Linked DNA regions of Homo sapiens: region 1 is linked to region 2. A link is a loop called in an ENCODE intact Hi-C map of the cell type or tissue named here. Cell type or tissue: B cell. All regions are shown on one strand. Each heading gives the region's core, and the rest is flanking DNA. Links, peaks and the distances in the headings are about the cores only.

Region 1 (11,120 bases), core at 1,067-6,066, 55 kb after region 2:
AGATTCTGAGTTCCCGCACTCTGGCACCTTTCTCTCTCCATCCTCTTTCTCAATGTCTTTCTCCCCATTCTATCTGTTCTTTTGTCGCAGGGCTCAAGGAGCCTCTCTCCTTCCATGTCACCTGGATCGCATCCTTTTACAACCATTCCTGGAAACAAAATCTGGTCTCAGGTTGGCTGAGTGATTTGCAGACTCATACCTGGGACAGCAATTCCAGCACCATCGTTTTCCTGTGCCCCTGGTCCAGGGGAAACTTCAGCAATGAGGAGTGGAAGGAACTGGAAACATTATTCCGTATACGCACCATTCGGTCATTTGAGGGAATTCGTAGATACGCCCATGAATTGCAGTTTGAATGTGAGTTCAGTTTTCTCCATGGAGAGTGGTGAGGTGGGAGAGAGGGGTTGTCTCAATGTTTCTTATTCCTTTAGGAAACAGCCTGACTCTCTTCTGTATCTTATTCTATTCTTTCCACCATAAAACTGCAATTGCATACTTTTGGGCAAGGGCTATCATCCAGACCTTAATTCTCCAAACACTTCTGCTACTTATGAACTCCTCTCTCATTGATTGCAGGGTTGTGCATTATTATCTTTTCTTACAGGTATCCCAGGACCACCCTTCTGCCTGCCCTACAACCAGATACCTTCAGCTTTCTCACTTTCTCATTCATTCTCTTCAGCAGTCTCTCTATATATACTCAATTGTAACCCATTGCATTTAATTCAACCTAAGTTGTTATAATCCCAGTTCTCTTACACCAGGTCCTTGCTCACCCACAGCATTCACATCACCTTCTTTGACCAGTTTGCCCTCTTCCTCATGTTATTAATCTTTTCCTCCACCTACAGCTCCCACCAATTCCTCTTTCTCTGAATCCCTGACCAAACCAAATTTTATTCCATTATGTCAAACCCTGCACACTTCCCCCTTCTGCTTCTATAATCTTTGCTTCTACTCATTTCATTTTATATTTTTTTCTCCCTCTTTCCTCTATTTCATAACCCCAGATCCTTTTGAGATACAGGTGACAGGAGGCTGTGAGCTGCACTCTGGAAAGGTCTCAGGAAGCTTCTTGCAGTTAGCTTATCAAGGATCAGACTTTGTGAGCTTCCAGAACAATTCATGGTTGCCATATCCAGTGGCTGGGAATATGGCCAAGCATTTCTGCAAAGTGCTCAATCAGAATCAGCATGAAAATGACATAACACACAATCTTCTCAGTGACACCTGCCCACGTTTCATCTTGGGTCTTCTTGATGCAGGAAAGGCACATCTCCAGCGGCAAGGTCAGTCCTGCACTCTCCCTCCAAGAAGTTTTGATTTGAAAATCATACCCTTCCACCACCTCCTTCCAATTTAGAATAAGGAAGAGCCACCCAGAAGTGGGAAAGGCTGGGTGCAGTGCCTCACATCTGTAATCCCAGTACTTTGGGAAGCTGAGGCTGGAGGACTTCTTAAGGGCAGGAGTCCCAGACCAGCCTGAGCAACAGAGTGAGACCAGTGTCTCTAAAAAATAAAAATAAGTTAGCCAGTCATGGTGGTACACACCTGTAGTCCCAGTTACTTAAGAGGCTGAGGCAGGAGGATCGCTTGAGCCTAACAGTTTGAGGTTACAGTGAGCTATAATTTATAATTATGCCACTGCATTGCAGCATAGTGACAGAGTGAGACCCTGTCTCAAAAAAAAAAAAAAGAGAAATGGGAACAATGTGTCTATCTAAACTTCTAAACTGTTGTGGAGATATGAAACTCCAAGTCTGTATTTGAATATCTTTTCTGTCCTTTGCAGTGAAGCCCGAGGCCTGGCTGTCCCATGGCCCCAGTCCTGGCCCTGGCCATCTGCAGCTTGTGTGCCATGTCTCAGGATTCTACCCAAAGCCCGTGTGGGTGATGTGGATGCGGGGTGAGCAGGAGCAGCAGGGCACTCAGCGAGGGGACATCTTGCCCAGTGCTGATGGGACATGGTATCTCCGCGCAACCCTGGAGGTGGCCGCTGGGGAGGCAGCTGACCTGTCCTGTCGGGTGAAGCACAGCAGTCTAGAGGGCCAGGACATCGTCCTCTACTGGGGTGAGAAAAAGCTAAGGCCCAGGCTGGAAATGCCAGGAAGTGGACCTCAGGCATAGAGGGAGGGCAAGCTGAAAATTTTAGGATTTTAGGGATTATAGCCCAAACATGAATAAAAATAGATAATCTAAGAAATGGAAATGTTGAAAATGAGGGCCCTGTAGATGCAGGAGGATGCTGAGGGTTAACTGAAGAATCCATCTCTGAGCAGGGATGAGAGAAAAACATAGAAAAAAAGGAGATTGGTAAGTTGGATACTCAAATGAAAAAAAGAAGCCCAGGGAATGCAGTGAAATAGGGAGTGGATGAGGTAAAATGGGATGGATTATAACATCCTTGGTGTCTCCCCAAATTCACAGAGCATCACAGTTCCGTGGGCTTCATCATCTTGGCGGTGATAGTGCCTTTACTTCTTCTGATAGGTCTTGCGCTTTGGTTCAGGAAACGCTGGTGAGTTCTTTGCATGTGTCTTTCCTACTCTTAGCCTCTACCCCACTTTTCTTCCCATGTTTTTTGTTTTTCTCTCCTCAGTTCTTCTCTCCCCAGTCCCCTTCCCTCTTGCTCCTCAATTCTCAGCTCCACCTTATTCAGAGTGACTTCTATCTCTGTTCTCATCCAGTTTCTGTTAAGACACACCATGAGCCTCCTCGTCACCCTTCTCCTTTTGGGGTGAGAGACCAGCAGCCCAAGGGCTCCAGACACACCTGAACACATCGTGATGATGACGTCCTCTCAACTCTCTTTGTAAAAATTTTGTTATTTTTGCTTGTTTCTGATTAATGATTGTTTGTCAATATAAGCTCAATTTAATTTTGCAGGATTTGTTGTTCTGACCTGGGTTCTGGGACTTTTAAATTCAAATTTTATCTCCAGATGGAATGGGGTCCTAGCAACCTCCACATGTTCAACTATTAATGGATCATCAGGCCTGTTTTAGATATCCCTTACTCCAGAGGGCCTTCCCTGACTTACAAGTGGGAAGCAGTCTCTTCCTGGTCTGAACTCCCGCCACATTTTAGCCGTACTTTGCTAACTGTGCTCCTCACTTCCTCTTCTTCATTGCAGTTATTTAGATCCCCCCTTTCCTTCTAATTTTTCAGCTCCTTCAATGCAAAGTACATGTATTTTTAATATATGCATCCCTGGTGAAGGATCTTGCCTGCATGAAACATGTTCTCAATAAAACTCTGTGTTGAATTTATGCCAAATTTGTAGTGTTTTCTTATTCTTTTCCTTCCTGGTGCTTTTGAAGTAGTTGAGACATTTGATACTCTTCTGCTTAAAAGTCTTCTCACTTGGAGGAAATTTTACACATTCCTAGTTCTATAGTTTGTTCTCTGAGCTCCAGAGGAGAAACACAATTTTGCCTCTTACTACTCCTATCATTCAACTATAGAGAGCTCTTCGAGTTAAATTATTGTTCCAGGTATGCAAGGCAGGATGTATATCTTTACTATTCAGTGGTTCAGGGAAAAGCAGCAGAGTTCTCACATTGGAGCTTGTTAGAAAGGTAGAATGTGGGCCTCACCTTAGGTTTACTGAATTATAATTTGTGTTTTGGAAAATCAGCAGGATACTCACATGTCCATTAAAATTTGTGAGGCACTGATGCTGGTGATGCCTGAGATGTAGTACAAGTGTGTCACTGAATTGAAAATGATCAAAAAAGGGAACAAGAGTGTTACTCCTGAAGATTGAAGTGAGATCAAGGCAAGTAATGTACCTACTGCACCTTCTCATTATTCATGGCAGTTATGTTGTGTGCAGTTGCTGCAAATACTGAATTTGTGAGCAATGAGCCATTGTTCCCAGGGGAAATACAGGTGTTAGGCTCTTGTGAGATTTTTCACAACATTTTTGTCAACTGGTGAATACATAAGCTGGTTTTATGTGTGTTTCTGTTTAAAAACATCTTATTTTATATATGTATATATAATTAATTCATTATATGCAGTATTTCTTTATAATAAAACACTATCTACGAAGTGTTTAATATATTCCTGACCTTGGTTAACATGATCACAAATTTCTTTGGTTTTCAGCTTCACAACATTGCTGTCCACTACACTTAAAAAAAATGGTTGTCATTTCATGAATCCACAAATGTAGCTATTTTCCCATAGCTTCAGCATAGCATTATAGATGTTACTTTCCCAAGCAGCCTCACCTACAGATGGGTGAATTTCCTCCCCCTTTTCCTGCATGTACTGCACTGTTGATTTATTTTTATTTATTTATTTATTTTATTTATTTATTTATTTATTATTTTTATTTATTTATTTATTTATCTCTGTAAGGCATGTCACAGCTTTCTTATGCTTAGGAAAATGCGACAGCACTTAAGCACTACACTTGGGACCATTTAAGATTGTGAAATCACCAACCAAAAACCCAAAAATGTGCAGAAGTTGGCACTATATAGACTACAAAAAGGACACTTGTTTACTGTGTGAGAGCTGGAACATGAAGACAAAGCACCACCTTTTTCGACCTTAGTTAGGAACATGTTCTTTGGGGGACTCAAATTTTGTACCTCACTGCATATATTCATGAATGATTGTGAATATGCTATGAATATATATCTAGGGGTTACAAATAAAATTTGGCAAGTAGACAAATTAGCAAATATAACATTTTTGAATGATGAGGATTGACTATTGACCCCAGATGGTAGATGGTAGTATTTGTCAAGATATCCATAGCTAGACTTCAATTACTTTAGGATTCATGAATTCAACAAATATTTCTTATGATTCTGCAGGTTGCCACTTTCATTTCTTGTTGTTTATTTCTCAGTTTTCTAGTATAGTAACTTATTAGAGTTGAACTTGGGGAAAAGGACTTAGCTCTAATTTGTTTAGGATACTGAGAAGAGGGGCCCAAGGCAAGGGAAACATCCAGGCAGACCAGGTGCAGTTGGCAGTGGCTGCGTATATGGAAATTTTTGGAAACTGAACTTGTAATGGGTGAAGGGGAAAAGAAAAATATGGGATAGAGGAGAGCAAAGAATGGGACAGCTGCAGTCTTTTTACCTGTGTTTGACATGATTGGTTCCAACCCATTTGGGTTTGAATCCACCTTGCCACATTTGCATAGTAGTCATCTGGCTTTTGGTTGGTTGATACCACCTTCAGCTCTAGTGGTCAGCCTAAGGCAATCATGATAACTCATTCTTTACAATGTGATAGGCTAAAGGATGGAAGGTAACCTGAGATTTAAGCCAATCATCATATAGATCCCACTTACCCTTGCTCAGAGTGGTGGTTCAGGGCTATGTACTTGTTCTAAAATGACACTGTTTACATGACGCCTGATTCTTGTGTTTGACAATAGGGAAAAGAGAGGCTCTCTCTTGTCCTGGATGGTATGGTGTGAGGTATAGAGCTTGAAACAGCTCAAGTCATTTTTTTTTCAGCACCAGAGAAATCACACAGGCAAGAAAGTAGAGGCAACGGACTCTCAGAAGAGTCCAGATTAAACTGTATCCAAAGCCTGAATGAACCCTGGACTTCTCAGTGATGTTAGATGATACATTTCCTTTACTGTTTCAGCCTATCAAGTTGGGTTTTCTCCTGTTTGTGCTTGAAAGCATCCTATCTGATGTACATGGACCCTAGGGGACACTTAGCTGATTTTACTCTTGGTTGAAGTATTCCTCTTTATTTCCATCTTCCTCCTCCTCCCTTCTTGGGATTGGCTATACTTTAAAATTGATTTCTTTTCTTTCGCAGGTTGAGTATTCTTTATCTGAAATGCTTGGAATCACAGGTGTTTCAGATTTCAGATTTTTGGGGGGGCTTTAGAACATTTCCATACACCCACCAGCCGAGCATCCCTAATCTGGAAATCTGAAACTTGAAATGCTCCAACGAGCATTTTCTTTCAGCATCGTGTCAGTGCTCAAAATGTTTTAAATTCTGGAGCATTTTGCATTTCAGATTTTCACATTAGGAATACCTGACCTGTAGTTTTTTTCTTATATGTGTGCTTATCTTTTTAAACTCTTACACTGTCCTGTTTTTAACTATGCTGCCTGAATTAATTACTCTCTTGAACTTTTCATATATTTCTGACCAGGAATAAAAGTGCTGCATCTGCTGCTAAGTGAGTGACTTTGGAAAGGTTCCCTGATCTTCCTTCTTTTCTTTGGTTAAATGGAGGCAAAAATATATACTCTTAGGATTTTCATAGGAATGCAAAGGCAACCTAGTGTTATTAAAATGCCAGGAGTTTGGTCTACGGCCTGCTGCTTGCCACATAAAAACCAGTTACCGAGGCAATGAGTATTGCCTTTAATTGACTGCTGCAGCCGAGGAGATAGGAAATCAATCTCAAATCCATTTCCTTGATTGACTAAAATTAGGGATTTATAGGGCAGGGAAGAAACAGAACCCTGTGTGGCAAAATAGGAATTAGGGAGAGGTAAGGAAGAAGAATTGGTCAACAGCAAGCAGGTGGTTGCTTAAGCAATCATGATGGGTGAGGAGTCTGGCATCTCGTTGTCCAGATGCGGTAGATTGGTAGGTTTTAGTTGTTTTTGACAAGGTTTAGTTCCCTGGCTGGGAATGTATTGCTAGTAACTTGGCTGCTGTGGGCAGGGAGAGTCTCAAAAGTCCTCCTAAGCAGCTGCCCAACACTTTTTTGGCTACAGGTGGGTGTTGGTTTTTCTTTCTCTGGCCCTACCTCTGCCAGCCCCAGCTGTGTTTCTGATTGCCTAGGAAGAGCAGCCTTTGAAATGTGTCATCTGAGTCTGGATGGGTGAATGTCTTTTGTGGGTACCAGACAGTGGGATCTTCTCCTCTCAATTTGGGGAATTCTGGAGGAATTTCCATTTGCAGGTTGAACAAGCCCAACTGATTGATATTGGAACTCGTTGGTTGCTGCAGCAATTGGACAGTGTTTTAGTGATTGCTTGTTTATTTGTGTGTGTTAATATAGTCACAGGAAATCAGAATTTGATAAACTGATAATATTTTGTAGCACTGTTTGGCTTCAGTGTTCTTTGGAATCTGGAGAAGTTTGGCTTCTCCATGGGTCATGCTGTTGAGTGAGACAGTGGAACGGTGTTATGGTGTTACATGTATCTAAGCTTTTAGGCTGCTGTTCTAAGCAGGGTTGGACCTGGTTAGTACATGATGTTCTTCTATAGTGCTGTTTGGCCCTAGTGGTCTTTGGAGCCTGGGGAAATTTAGCCTTTAATAATCAAACGGCCATGGAAACTGCTTTACCCAAATTTTGGTTCAAAGCTTTCATTGGATTACATATTGGGGCAAACAAACTTGAGCCATGTGAACATGTTCCTAAACCAGTGGTTTGGTATTGCTATCTCATGGCTAGAGTTCCAAGGTAAAAGCTATTGGATCTTTGTGTGTGTATGTGTATACATGTTTATATGTGTTTATGTGTATGTACATTTATTATGTTGTATGTTGTGTCTACCAAATTGGCTTATAAATAAAAGAGCATCTTATACACTAAATAAATAAATCTAAGGAATTTTCAATTTTATGTGACTTAAGTAAATGTTTATTTAAAAAGCTGGCTTTAAAGTCATTAGTAATAAAAAAATAAGAATGTCTTAACAGTGTTAGAATACATTTTCGTCTGGGTTTTATAATTGTCTTTGCTAGATACTTTGAGGTGTCAGTGTTTGGCACAGAGGGTTATAAAAGTATAAACCCAGCCAAAACAAAATGATCTTTGTTTGTGTGCCTTCTTTGGCAAATAAGACTAAGTAAATGTTGTTAGTTTAATAAAAACAGTTGAATCTTCTAAGTTATTGGCAAAAATACCTATGTATTTAAGTTGCTTACTTAGGTGAGCACCTAATATTCATAGGCTACAAATAATGGTCAACAGAGCAATAACCTGAAATGACGACTACCTTTGTCTAATATCTCAGTTTTCAGAACCCACTTATATAAATTTTTTTTTTTCTTTTTTTGAGACGGAGTCTCGCTCTGTCGCCCAGGTTGGAGTCCAGTGGCGCGATCTCGGCTCACTGCAAGCTCTGCCTCCCGGGTTCGCGCCATTCTCCTGCCTCAGCCTCCCGAGTAGCTGGGACTACAGGCGCCCGCCACCAGGCCCGGCTAATTTTTTGTATTTTTAGTAGGGACGGGGTTTCACCGTGTTAGCCAGGATGGTCTTGATCTCCTGACCTCGTGATCCGCCTGCCTCGGTCTCCCAAAGTGCTGGGATTACAGGCGTGAGCCACTGCGCCTGACCTATAAATTGTTTAAAAAGATGAAAGAATTGAATACATGTAAATGGGATACATGCTTGTAGGTGAGCTTTTTGTGTAATTTAAAATCTTAAAATTATTTTTGATGCTTCTTGGATGTCTGGCTCATTTCCAGTTAAGAAAGGGTTATGATATGGAGAAACATGTTTTTATAAATTGTGGAATGTTTTCATCTATAAAATGCAAATATTTGATAGACAGTTAAAGATTTCTTGCTTCCTAGTTTTCACTAAAATTTAAGGTTACTAAGAATAAGAATTGTAGTTAATATATAATTTAGTATATAAAACCTGCCAAAGAAGGTGTTTTCTTATTGAGAAATGGAATAATTTTGTCTAATTCAAATGTTTTCTAAAGTTTGATCCCAATTATGGACTCGAAAAACTTATTTATGAAATAAGGTAGAAAGGAACCAGCAAGTAGGGAAGAGAGATGTGAAGAAAGTTAAGAACATAAAGATGTATTTTTGGCAAGAAAGGTTAAAAAGAAAAGAGGATAATTTTATACAAGTATCTTTTCTTTTAGACTTTTATTTTAGGTTTGGGGTACGTGTGCAGGTTTTTTATATAGTAAACTCATGTTGTGGAAGTTTGTTGTACAGATTATGTCATCACCCAGGTACTAAGCTTAGTACCCAATAGTTATTTTTTTCTGCTCCTCTCCCTCCTCTCATCCTCCATCCTCAAGGAGGCCCCAGTGCGTGTTGCGTGTTGTTTTCTTCTTGGTGCTCATGAACTCTAATCATTTAGTTCCCACTTAAAAGTAAGAATATGTGGTATTTTGTTTTCTGTTCTTGCATCAGTTTGCTAAAGATAACGGCCTCCAGCTCCTTCCATGTTCCCACAAAAGATATGATCTCATTCTTTTTTATGGCTGCATAGTATTACATGGTGCATAGGTACTACATTTCCTTTATCTAATCTGTCGTTGATGGGCATTTAGGTTGAATCCATGTTTGCTATTGTGAATAGTGCTTCAGTGAACATTTGTGTGCATGTGTCTTTACGGTAGAATGATTTATATTTCTCTGGGTATATACCTAGTAATGGATTGCTGGGTTGAATGGATATTTCTGTTTTCAGCTGTTGGAGGAATCACCATACTTCTTTCCACAATGGTTGAACTAATTTACACTCCCACCAACAGTGTATGTGTGTCCCCTGAGAAAACAATCTGACAGCATTTTTTTTTTCCTAAAAATAAATGAATTTTTTAAAAAAAATTTAGGACAAAACAGAAAGTTCAAGCATGACACAGATGCCTTGTTGAAGTCATATGTTGTTTTCTTTCTGTTTCTCTGTGTGTTTATCTTCATGTACATAAACAGAAAATAAAAAGTTGAAAAGTTTATATAGTAAATATCCTTTAAAAACTGATAGAAAATTGGAGACATTTGACTAATTAACATTGTTCACCGTTAAAGCTCTTAGTCTTGATGAAGGTACAATAAGAATTATTATAAATAAATACATTGGCAGTTTGATAATTCTTTTTAAATATAGTTAAGCCTGAAGCCAGATTTAACATGGAGTCAAATTTTACATAAATGCTTGCATTGCTTTGTTTCACACTGTATTTGTTATTCTACATAGAAAGTACTAGCACTAAGGTACTTATTGGTTACATGCCTAAAGTGAATTTCTTAATTGCACAAAATGTAGAGTGGTACTGGTGGACTTAAACACATTAATTAGTATATCAGAAACAGAATATCATATTTTTTTAGGCCCTGGATAACACTGTAGACTCCAAGGTAAACTAAGTAAGAGAAAATTTGGGAGTTATTTTCCTGTTGGTTTTGCTTTTAATTTTCATTTATTTGCTGTTTGTTCTCCTTTGGGTTTTACTTATATTTACATACATATAAAACAATTGGTGTTTTTTAGTTTCTACTGTAAGGCTTGTATTTGGTTCTATGAATAGTCATTTTGTTTCCTATGCATTTCCAAAGGCTTATCATTTGCTCTATTTATCTAAAATTCCTAAGCTGTCTTTGTCAAGCTTCCAAAAATTGGCAGAGGACAGCAGCCATTTAAAATTTGGACTGGGGCTGGGTGCAGTGGCTCATGCCTGTAATCCCAGCACTTTGGGAGGCCAAGGTGGCTGGATCACCTGAGGTCAGGAGTTCCAGTCCAGACTGGACAACATGGCAAAACCCTGTCTCTTCTAAAAATACAAAAATTAGCTGGGGGTGGGATTACAGTAATCCCAGCTACTCAGGAGGCTGAGGCAGGAGAATAGCTTGAACCCAGGAGATGGAGGTTGTGGTGAGCCAAGATTGCACCACTGCACTCCAGCCTGGGTGACAGAAGTGAGACTCTGTCCCAAAAAAAAATAGTTGAATTTTACTTTGTAAAATTAAGAATTTCTCTTCAACAAACTACACACTGAGAAAAATTAATGCGTAGACAATTAAGAAAACTATTTGGAATTCTAACAATAAAATGGGTATATATAACATATATGAGATATACACCCATATATGAATTTGGAGATGTTTGTTGATTAAGTATACATGTGTAGAAACAACAGACCAGACTGTTGCGAAGGTCTTCAAGAAAGTGCTGAATGCAATGCATCAATACACGAAGCATACAGTACAATACCTGTATTGCAATTAGAGTTGTACACATCAAATAGTACCACTTTTTTTCTTTTATAATTGAGATTTTATTGGTTGTGTTGAGGGTCAGTACACAGATATTTCAATTCTTAATATATGTACTGAAAATCTAAAAAGCCATGTATTGTAATTATTTTTTAAAGTTGTTCCAGTAACTTTCCTGCTTAAAATTTGGAGGCAAATTTTCC
Region 2 (11,120 bases), core at 3,841-8,840:
TGCAAAACAACAAAAAATATATTCATTCAGAAAGAATTTCCTTCTCCCCTCCCCCATTACTTCCCCTGGGCTCTCCTAACCTATCTGATATTAAAGCTGTAAGATAAGGCATGAATAAAGTTAAATGACTTTCACATCCACCTTAGAAATGAAGGCTTAGTTTTTACGCTTTGAGACTCAACTTTTCAAAAGCAGAAATTAACTTAGTAAAATGTGAGAGGAGAAGATGTACTTTTAAAATAAGGAAAATAAAAAATGAAAAAGCAAAGCCAACCCAACAACCAAATCACATACACACACATTGATCCCACACTGTTTTCAATACAAAGGACAAAGTAGAGCCCAATGACCTTCCAAATAGTAGTAGAGCCAGCTCCATTTATTGAACAGCATGTCCTGTCCCTAATGTATGTTCTTGTGCCTTTGTCAAAAATCGGTTGGCTGTGAATGTGGACTTATTTCTAGTTTCTCTCTCCTGGTCCGTGTGTCTGTTTTTATACAAATACTAGGACGTTTGCTTCCTACGGCTTTGTAGTATATTTTGAAGTCAGGTGGCGTGACGGGCCTCCAACTTTGTTCTGTCTGCTCAGTATTGCTTTGGCTATTTGGGGTCTTTTGTGGTTCCACACAAATTTTAGGATTGTTTTCTCTATTTCTGTGAAGACTGTCATTGGCATTTTGATAGCAGTTACATTGAATCTATATTTTGCTTTGGGTAGTATGGATATTTTAACAATATAATTCTTCCATTCCTTGCAGATGGGATGTTTTTTCCATTTGTTTGTGTCATCTTCAATTTCTTTCAATAATGTTTTGCAGTTTTCCTTAGATATCTTTCACTCCCCTGGTTAAATTCATTCCTAGGTATTTTATTTTTTTGTAGCTATTATAAATGGGATTGCTTTCTTGATTTCTTTTTCAGCTACCATGTTGTTGGTGTATAGAAATGCTTCTGACTTTTGCATGTTGACTGATTTTGTATCTTGCAACTTTACTGTGTTGATCAGTTCTGAGAGTTTTTGGTGGAGTCTCTACATTTTTCTAGATATAAGATCATGTAATCTTCAAAGAGGGGGCAATTAGACTTCCTCTTTTCTAATTCGGAAAACCTTTATTTCTTTCTCTTGCCTGATTGCTTTAGACAGAACTTCTAGCACTGTGTTGAATAAGAGTGGTGAAAGAGAGCATATTTGTTTTGTTCCAGTTCTTGGAAGAAAGGCATTCAGCTTCTCCCCATTCAGTATAATGTTAGCTGTGGGTTTGTCATATATGGCCTTTGTTATGTGGAAATATGTTCCTTCTATGCCTAATTTGTTGCCAGTATTTATTATGAAGGGATATTGAATTTTATCAAATGCTTTTTCTGCATCTATGGAGATGATCATATGGTTTTTTTTGTTTTTTATTCTGTTGATGTGATGTATCACATTTATTGATTAGCATATGTTTTATGTAGCAGGAGCTCCTGGGCTCATGATAGAATGATGGAATTTTAGATCACATGGAATTTTAAACATAATTACATTTTATAATCCTTTCAACCTAGAAGGAGATAATTATGAGAAAGATTAGATCAGTTATGAACAAAATAAAGAAACCATAATTTTCTTTGCAATTTGGCTATGATTTAAACACAACATACAATTTTCTGTGTAGCGTGTGAAAGGATGTGGAACACATTTGCTCCTATGGTAACATAAAAAAACCCCCACCCCTCAGATGTTATAAAACTCTTACTCATTTATGAAACTACTGAAGAATGGTAGTTGCAAGAAAAGTCCAGAAGGACTAATTTTCAGAGAGGGGAGCCCTTTGTGAGTGACCGTTAAGCAGTGGCAGTTTGTGGAGGCAAAGGCGGAGAAGAAAGCCTGCCAAAGACTGAGATAGATGAGCTGTTGGCACTTTGGTGGCCAGGCAGGGACACTGGAGTCTAGAAGACTCCCAAATGCAGCAATAATATACTTAACTCAGAAATGCTTTCTGGCGTCCCATTCCCATTTTACTGAGAATAGGGTGAGGCTAAAAAGCAGAAACAGGCCGGGCGCGGTGGCTCACGCCTGTAATCCCAGCATTTTGGGAGGCAGAGGCGGGCGGATCACGAGGTCAAGAGATCAAGACCATCCTGGCTAACACGGTGAAACCCCATCTCTACTAAAAATACAAAAAAAAAAAAAAAAAAAAAAAAAATTAGCCAGGCGTGGTGGCGGGCGCCTGTAGTCCCAGCTACTGGGGAGGCTGAGGCAGGAGAACGGCGTGAACCCGGGAGCCGGAGCTTGCAGTGAGCCCGCACCGCGCCACTGCACACTCCAGCCTGGGTGACAGAGCGAGACTCCGTCTCAAAAAAAAAAAAAAAAAAAAAAGGAAAAAAGCAGAAACAACTTTCTAGTCTTACGTATTCTTGTGGTGCCTGGGAACAGAGTTCTGCTCCTACTGATTCAAAAGGTAAAACGCAGGTCCAAGACACACTAGGCTCCAGGATTGAACATTGATAAGATCAAAGACATTAGGCTTTGGAGGCCGGGCGCAGTGGCTCATGCCTGTAATCCCAGCACTTAGGGAGGCGAGGCGGGCGGATAACAAGGTCAGGAGTTCGAGACCAGCCTCACCAATATGGTGAAACCCCATCTCTACTAAAAAATACAAAAATTACCCGGGCATGGTAGCGGGCACCTGTAATCCCAGATATTCAGGAGGCTGAGGCAGGAGAATCACTTGAACCTGGGAGGCGGAGGTTGTAGTGAGCCGAGATCGCACCATCGCACTCTAGTCTGGGCAATAAGAGCGAAACTCCGTCTAAAAAAAAAAAAAAGAAAGAAAAAAGAAATTAGGCTTTGGTAGAATCAGCTGTGGCATCAGGAGGAAAGCCTAACCAGTGATGAATTCAATCTTAAAAATTGCTGCTTAGTTCAAGATTAACCCGATACTCAGTGAAATATGAATAATCACTTTCCTACTTTGGCAGCCACACATAGAAGAGATTGCGCATGCCCGGAAATAAAAACAAAGCAAAAGAGTTGCGTAAGTCAGTCTTCACTGTTATCCATGTACTACGTTCAGTATACCATAAAACATGACCACAGATGTAAATACTGTGTTCAGTATGACATAAAACATGACCACAGATGTAAAAAAAAGGGACCCATAAGAAAATCAACAAATCAAAAGCAACAAATTCACAGATAACCCAGACATTGGAACTGACAGAAAAGGATTTTAAAAACTAGTATTATAAATATATTTGGGAAATTATAAGATAAAATGAATGGATGAATATATGAAGAATCTTGTAAAATAAATAAAAATTAGAAAAGAAACTCATAGAATGAATTCTGAAAAACAAAAACATACCTGGTGGCCTTAACAGTAGAACAAGCAATGCAGAAGGAAGAGTCAATTGTCTTGAAGAAAGGTCAATAGAAATCATCCAAAATAAGACATAGAGAAAAAATACTGAAATATTTATAAATCTATACAGTGTCTACAACTTTTTAAAATAATAATTAGACTCGGGCAGAAATAATCTTTTAAGAAATAATGACCAAATTTTCCCTAAATTGAAAAATATTAATCTATAAGTTCAGAAATCCTAGTGAATTTCAAACAGAATAAATACAAAGAAACTATGCCATGGCATGTCATAGTCAAACTGCTGACAGAGCAAAGCATAGAGAAACTTTTCAGCATAGATAAGCTGCTGAAAACCAATGATAAGATAATTTTAAAAACAACCATGAAAAAAGACAGCACATCCAGGGGAACAATGGGAAGAATGGCAATTGACTTCTTACTAGAAATGGAAGCCAGAGAAGAGGGAATAAAACACATCTTTAAATTACTAAGAACAAACAAGCAAGAAGAAACAACCCATCAACTTAGAATTCTACTTGCAGCAAAAATATCCTTTACAAATAAAAGTGAAATAAAGACATTTTGAAAATGAAAATGAAAGTGCAGGGAATTTGTTGCCTGTAGACCTACTAAGAAATGCTAAAAGAAGTCTGTCAAGATGAAGAGAAATAATACAAGTTATAAACTCAGATATAAAAGAAGGATGGAAAAGAATTGAAAATAGTAAATAAGTGGAATACTTTATAATAATAAATAAATTAATCAGTTCACAAAGAAGAAATAAAAATTATAAATGGCAATGCACTTAATAATAACATTTCAAAATTAATGATAAATAGATTAATAAAAACAAAGTAAAAATTAAATCACAAACATGGTTGGAGATTTTTAACACACTTTCTTTCAGCAACTGATAAACTGAACAGAAATCAATAAAGATATAGAAGATTTGAACAATACTACCAATCAATATGGCCTGATATACACCTATTGAACATTACATCTAATAACTTCTGAATATATGTGTTCTTTTCCTGCACACATAGGACATTTACCATGGTAGACCACATGCTGAGCCATAAAAAAGTCTAAATAAACATGAAAGAACTGAAATCACTGAGTATGTTCTCTGATCACAATGGAATTGAATTTAGAATCAATAACAATAAGAAATCTAAAAAATACTCAAATATTTAAAAATTAAGCAACACAATTCTAAATATTTCATGGATTAGTAAAGAATTCAAAAAAGAAATTAGAAAACATTTTTAAATAAATGATAATAAAGATACAACGTATCGAATTATGTGAGACACTTTAAACGTGGTGAAAACAGGAACTTCAGAGCTTCAAATATTAATGTTATAGAACAACAAGAAGGAATGTTTAATATCAGTGAGCTAACTTCCACCTTAAAAAGCAAGAACAAAAAGAGCAAAGTAAACCCAACATAAATAGGAGATAATAATAAAGATAAAGAAGAAATCAATAAAACAAAACAAACAATAGAGAAAATAACGCCAAATGTTTAGTTTTGAGATTAATAAAATTGATAGCTTCCTAGCAAGAATGATCAAGAAAAAAGAGAAAAATAACAAATTACCAGTATTAACAATAAAAAAGAATATTATAACAAATCTTATTATTAAAGAGATAAGTTGAAAATTTAATGAAAAAATTTATACCAATATATTTGAAAATGTACTTTTAAATGAAAAAAATCCTTAATGAACTCAATTTACTGAAAGTGAGACAGAAAGAACATTTGAATAGCTCTATGATGATAATTTGTTATTAAAATAACAAATAAATAGTAAATAATAAGTACAATAAAGCAAAAATAAAATAATAAATAACAAATATTAACATATTTTGTTTTAAAAATCCCTCTTATAAAGACAAAGCATCACCCAGAAGGCTTTGTGAATTCTATCAAACATTTAAAGAAGAAAAAATATCAATCTTACTTAAAATCTTACTTTAGGAAGATAGCATATTCCTAATACTGAAACTTTATAAACAAATTACAAGAAAAGAAAATTCAGAATAATATTACTCATAAAGTTAGACACAAACATCTTTAAATAGTTTAATAAAATCTAGCAATATATAAAAGATTATTAAATCATGATTATGTGGGGTTTATCACAGAAAAGAAAGATTGTCTTAATATTTGAAAATTAAAGTGTAATTAATCTCAATAATTTGCCGATACTTTATTCCTATATTCTCCTATATTTTGTTCCTATATAATTCCTATATTCAAAATATAGGAGAATGTAGAGAATTATAGAAAAATAATCATGTGTTTATTTGAATGGATAAACAGAAGTTTCGAAACATTCAACATCTGTTTATGACAAAAAGCTACTAGTAAATTAGAAATAAAAAGGAATTTCCTCAATTTGACAAAAAGCAACAACAAAAAGTTATAGCTAACATAACACTTAATGGTGATATTGTACACTTTTCTTATGTTGGGAACAAGGCAAGAATGTCTGTGCTCTGCATATCTATTCAGCACTGTACTGGATGTCCCAGTCTCATTAGTTAAGAATTAATTAGGCAAAGGCAAGAAGTTAAAGTCATAAACTGGAAAATAATAAGTCTACTACATTTATTTGTAGGTGACATAATCATTGTCTATACAACAAAGAACATTTAATTCCATTCTATGCTTTTTACTCAGTCCCTAGCCTGCATAAATAGTATACAATTTGCAAAGTTGGTAAGAGAACCAAATTAGCAATATGGTAATCCAATTCAGGACAAAGGACAATCATGGAAATTTGATTAGAAATGCATTAATGTGTTAACAAGCTACCTTTGCTCTATCTAAAACTTTAAATAAATATGAATAGCAGCAAAACCAACACAAACTATGATTTATAATGGATTATAATGGATAAAATGTCATATAGAAACATTGAAATCAATTTGGAAATCTAGAAAAATTGAATTTTTAAGAAATAATGGGTACAAAAGAAAACTCACAAATGCAAACCCTTTGTATAGGTGAAATTCATATTTGATTCACCAATTAGTTTTTTTTCACCATGAATATTTTTTTCATATGAAAAAGACTTGATGCTAATGAATATACTTTTAATACAACAAAGATAAAATGAGAAAAACATTATTTAACTTTGGTTTTATAATAATTAACTTGGCTTAATGGAATTCATTTGGTATACTTTAATTTGGAGATTTAAGTAAACACTGACTCCAGGAGGCTAGAGAAATTAGGATTTTTAGATTACAGATGCAATATGGAGATCTCATTTAACAATGACGGTAACTTTGAGATAAAATACGGGGGAAGTAGCCCAGAGGCAGCTAAAATTCTCCATATACAGTGAGGTCTTATCTACAAAGCTCCCCACATCAATATAGTTTACTTACAAGTACCAAATTGAGTTTGTCTGCTCTTCTGAAAGTGGTGAGTTAAGATAAGGGTCCCAACAGATGAACAGCTGTTACTGCAGGTGAGTGTTCTACATCAGGCACGGGATTTTCAACTCATAATGGAGTGACGTTGAACCACATACAATATTATGAGGATTTTCCCTTGAAACCGTTAAAGAGCTGTAACATGATGCTTGTGAATGTCACCACTAGGTGGCACTGAAAGTTAAACAGTTATTGAACAGGCTGTGGAATATTGAAGTTTTCCTATGGAAAAAAATTTGATTTTTTATGTTGTGTCTATATATTCTTCATTTGACCTTAAAACATAGCAGTAGCAGACATCTCTTGTACCGTGCCTTACACCTCAGCCCATTTGTTTTCCTCCAGCCCTTGGTGAGGCTCTTGGTTACAGAACCTCAGCTCAGCTCACTGCATATCCGCTGCTTTTTTGCACTAAGTCTTTATTCACAATGTGGTTGGGACACCTGTGAGAAGCTACTTAGCATTTATGAATGCTCAAAACTGAAAGTGTGGGGGAATTAAGACCCAATGGGCAATCCGTGACTATTAGGGGATGGGAGTCAGGGCTTTGTGTTCCTTTCATACCCCTCAGGTGGACAATTCTGAGGCAAGATCTTCATTGCTCATCAGAGGATTCCGGCGAGGTCAGATCCAGTTTTCCATAGTGGCGACCAGCTTGATAGTACCACTCTATTGACTTTCTCTCCTTTCTTGTTTTATTCTTTCCAATATATTAGCCTTAGTATCTGATAACATGCCCCAAAGTAAAGTCATTTATAAAGCTCCCCACGTTAATATAGTTTACTTTGGCTTTCTCTCCTTTCCTGTTTTAGAGTCGGCTTCCTGTAAGAAACCCAAGCATAACCTACTACCCTGATAAAGAACATTTTCAGCACCCAGAACTCTCCTTCATGGCTCCTTTTCCCATTCAACGCTCTTTAAAAGAGAACTAATAATCTATTAGTTCTATTTTTGAACTTCACATTACTGGAATCTTGGCCAGTACTATTTTTTGTTTGCCTTCGTAATTTCTTTTTTCTTTTCTTTTTTTTTGAGACAGGGTCTCGCTCTGTGCAGTGGTGTGATCTTGGCTCACTTTAGCCTCAACCTCCCGAGTAGCTGGGATTACAGGTGGGTGCCACCATACCTGGCTAATTTTTGTATTTTTTGTAGAGATGGGGTTTCACCATGTTGCCCCAGCTTGCTTTCTTTCATTCAACATTATTTCTGTGAGATTTATCCATGTTGTGGCATGTAGCAGTAGTTCACTCTTTTTCATTGTGGTGTAGTATTCCATTGTGTAAAATGTACCACAATTTATCCATTGTACTTGGGGTAGTCATTTGAATTGTTTCCAGATTTTAGCTATTTTTAATAATGTTGCTTTAAATACTTTTGTACACGTCTTTTTGTGAACATAAACACTCATGTCTTTTGTGAATAAACATAGAAATAAAATTGCTTGGTGATAGGTTAGAAATATTGCTTACATTTAATAGATACTGGAGAACAGTTTTTCATAATGGTTACACCAGTTTTGCCTTCCATCTTTTCTGCATCCTTGCCAATATTTGGTGTTACTAACTCTTAACTTTTGCCACTCTGATGGGAGTGTAGTGTATCTAATTGTTGTTTTAGTTCATATTTCCCTGTTGATGAATGGAACTTAACATGTTTTCATATGCAGTTAAACCATTTGGATATATTCTTTTGTGAAATGCCTGTTTAGGTTTTTGGGTTTTTTTTTTTGGGGTGGGGGGTGTCTATGTTTTCTTTATTTGAAGTTCTTTATATTTTGTGGGTACTAGTTCTTTGTTGGATACATGTATTGTGATTATATATCTATGTACATATTTTTTCTTTACCAATCTGTAGTTTTCCTTTTACTCTCTTAAAGCTATATTTTGATAAAAAGATTTTCTTCTTAATGGGATATAGTTTATTGACATGTTTCTTTATGGTAATTGTTATTTACTTGAGTAAATTATTTACTCTTTCTCCAAGGTTATGAAATATGCTCCTTTATCAGGGACTCTCAACTTAAGTGGGCATCAGAACCACCTGGAAGGCTTTTTAAAAATCATTGGGTCTGGAGTTTCTAATTCTTTGGTTCAGGGATAAATTCAGGAATTCGCATTTCTTACTATTCTCCAGATGATGGAATGGAGGATTGGTATTAGATCTTCTTTAATGTTTGGTAAAGAATTCAGCTGCAAAGCCATACGGTCCTGGGTTTTTTTTTCTTTTTTTTTTTTTTGAAGAGACATTTAATACTTGTTCAATATCTTACTTGTTATTGGTCTATTCAGATTTCTGATTTCTTCATAATTCAAGTCTTATTGGGTTACGAGTTTCTAGGAATTTATTTCTTCTAGGTCATCTAATTTCTTGTCGTATAGTTGTTCATAGCAGTCTCTTGTGATCCTTTGTATTTCTGTCTTATCAGTTGTAATTGCTCCTCTTTTTTTTGGTGAAACTGAGTCTCACTCTTTTGCCCAGGCTGGAGTGCAATAGTGTGATCTCGGCTCACTGCAAACTCTGCCTCCCAGGTTCAAGCGATTATCCTGCCTCAGCCTCCCCAAGTAGCTGGGATTACATACACCCGCCTCCTCACCCAGCTAATTTTTGTATTTTCAGTAGAGTTGGGGTTTCACCATGTTGGACAGGCTGGTTCTTGAACTCCTGACCTCAGGTGATCCACCCGCCTTGGCCTCCCAAAGTGCTTGGATTACAGGCGTGAGCCACCGTGCTCGGCCTCTTTTTTTTTTTTAGATGGAGTCTTGCTCTGTTGCCCAGGCTGAAGCATAGTGACACAATCTCAGCTCACTATAACTTCTGCCTCCCAGGTTCAAGTGATTCTCCTGCCTCAGCCTTCTGAGTAGCTGGAATTACAGACACCTGCCACCACGCCCAGCTAATTTTTGTATTATTAGTAGAGACCAGGTTTTTCCATGTTGGCCAGGCTGGTCTCAAACTCTTGCCCTCAAGTGATCCGCCTGCCTCTGCCTCCCAAAGTGCTGGGATTCCAGGTGTGAACCACCACGCCCGGCCTCCTGTTTCATTTTTTATTTTATTTATTTGAGTCTTCTTTCTTGCTCTTTTTTTTTTGTTTTTGTTTTTTTTTTTTTGCTTAGTATAGCTAAGGGTTTGTCAATTTTGTTTAGCTTTCCAAAAAACCAACTCTTAGTTTAGTTGACCTTATCTATTGTTTTTCTAGGTGTTACTCTGATTTTTGTTATTCTTTCCTTCTGCTAACTTTGGGCTTATTTTGTTCTTCTTTTTCCAGTTTCCTTGAGGTGTAGTGTTAGGTTGTTTATTTGAGATCTTTCTTCTTTTTGGATGCAGGAATTTATTCCTTTAAACCTCCTTCTTAGAACTCTGTTTTGCTGCATCCTACACATTTTGGTATGTTATGTTGCCATTTTCATTTGCCTCAAGATATTTTTATTTTTATTTTTATTTTATTTTTTTTTTTTGAGACGGAGTCTCGCTCTTTCACCCAGGCTGGACTGCAGTGGCGCTGTCTTGGCTCACTGCAAGCTCCGCCTCCCGGGTTCACGCCATTCTCCTGCCTCAGCCTCCCAAGTAGCTGGGACTACAGGCGCCCGCTACCACGCCCAGCTAATTTTTTTTTGTATTTTTAGTAGAGACGGGGTTTCACCGTGTTAGCCAGGATGGTCTCGATCTCCTGACCTCGTGATCCGCCCGCCTCGGCCTCCCAAAGTGCTGGGATTACAGGCGTGAGCCACCGCGCCCGGCCGCCTCAAGATATTTTTAAATTTTCTTCTTAATTTCTTCTTTGACCCAATAGTTATTCCAGAGCATAAGGTTTAATTTCCACATATTTGTTAATTTTCCATAATTTATTCTGTTATTGCTTTCTAGTTTTATTCTGTTGTAGCCAAAAAGATAATTGTTATAATTTCAATCTTCTTAAATTTATTAAGACTTCTTTTGTGGCCTGGCATATAATCTATTCTGGAGAATTTTCTATATGTATTTGAAAATAATATGTATTTCGTTGCTGTTGGGGGGAATGTTCTATATATTTCTGCTAGGTCTATTTGGTCTAAAGTGTAGTTCAAGTCCAGTGTTTCCTTATTATTGTTTTATGTCTGGATGGTATGGCTATTGTTGAAAGTGGGTTATTGAAATCTTCCACTACTATTGTGTTGCAGTCTGTGTCTCCTTTTAAATCTATTAATGTTTGCTTTACACATTTAGTTGCTCCAATGTTGGGTGCATATATATTTACAATTGTTATATCCTTAAGGTGAATCAATCCCTTTATCACTCTATAATGACCTTCTTTGTCTCTCTTCATAGTTTTTTTGTTACCTAAG

The links. Peaks named below come from ENCODE experiments on the same cell type or tissue, not always from the same donor. Only the 100,000 strongest peaks of a DNase experiment are listed, where the experiment ranks them.
Region 1: it touches region 2 in a loop (2.2-fold over the local background); 1 of 110 quality-filtered maps calls a loop at or near these places.

What each region holds. Positions count from the first base shown.
Region 1 is chr1:158,254,994-158,266,113 of GRCh38, forward strand. It overlaps CD1A (CD1a molecule), which reads left to right. Exons shown (of 6, transcript NM_001763.3): 2 at 91-357; 3 at 1,011-1,289; 4 at 1,793-2,071; 5 at 2,428-2,518; 6 at 2,688-3,276. The coding sequence ends at 2,697. Among named protein-coding and RNA genes, the nearest start is that of CD1A, 6.1 kb to the left of the region's middle. In B cell, for the core only: no CTCF peak of the experiment used is centred there; a DNase peak (open chromatin) is centred at 3,756; H3K27ac peaks cover 522 bases.
Region 2 is chr1:158,197,043-158,208,162 of GRCh38, forward strand. No RefSeq gene overlaps it. Among named protein-coding and RNA genes, the nearest start is that of CD1D, 22 kb to the left of the region's middle. In B cell, for the core only: CTCF peaks have their summits at 6,955 (motif pointing right) and 7,156; a DNase peak (open chromatin) is centred at 6,929; H3K4me3 peaks cover 830 bases; H3K27ac peaks cover 1,180 bases.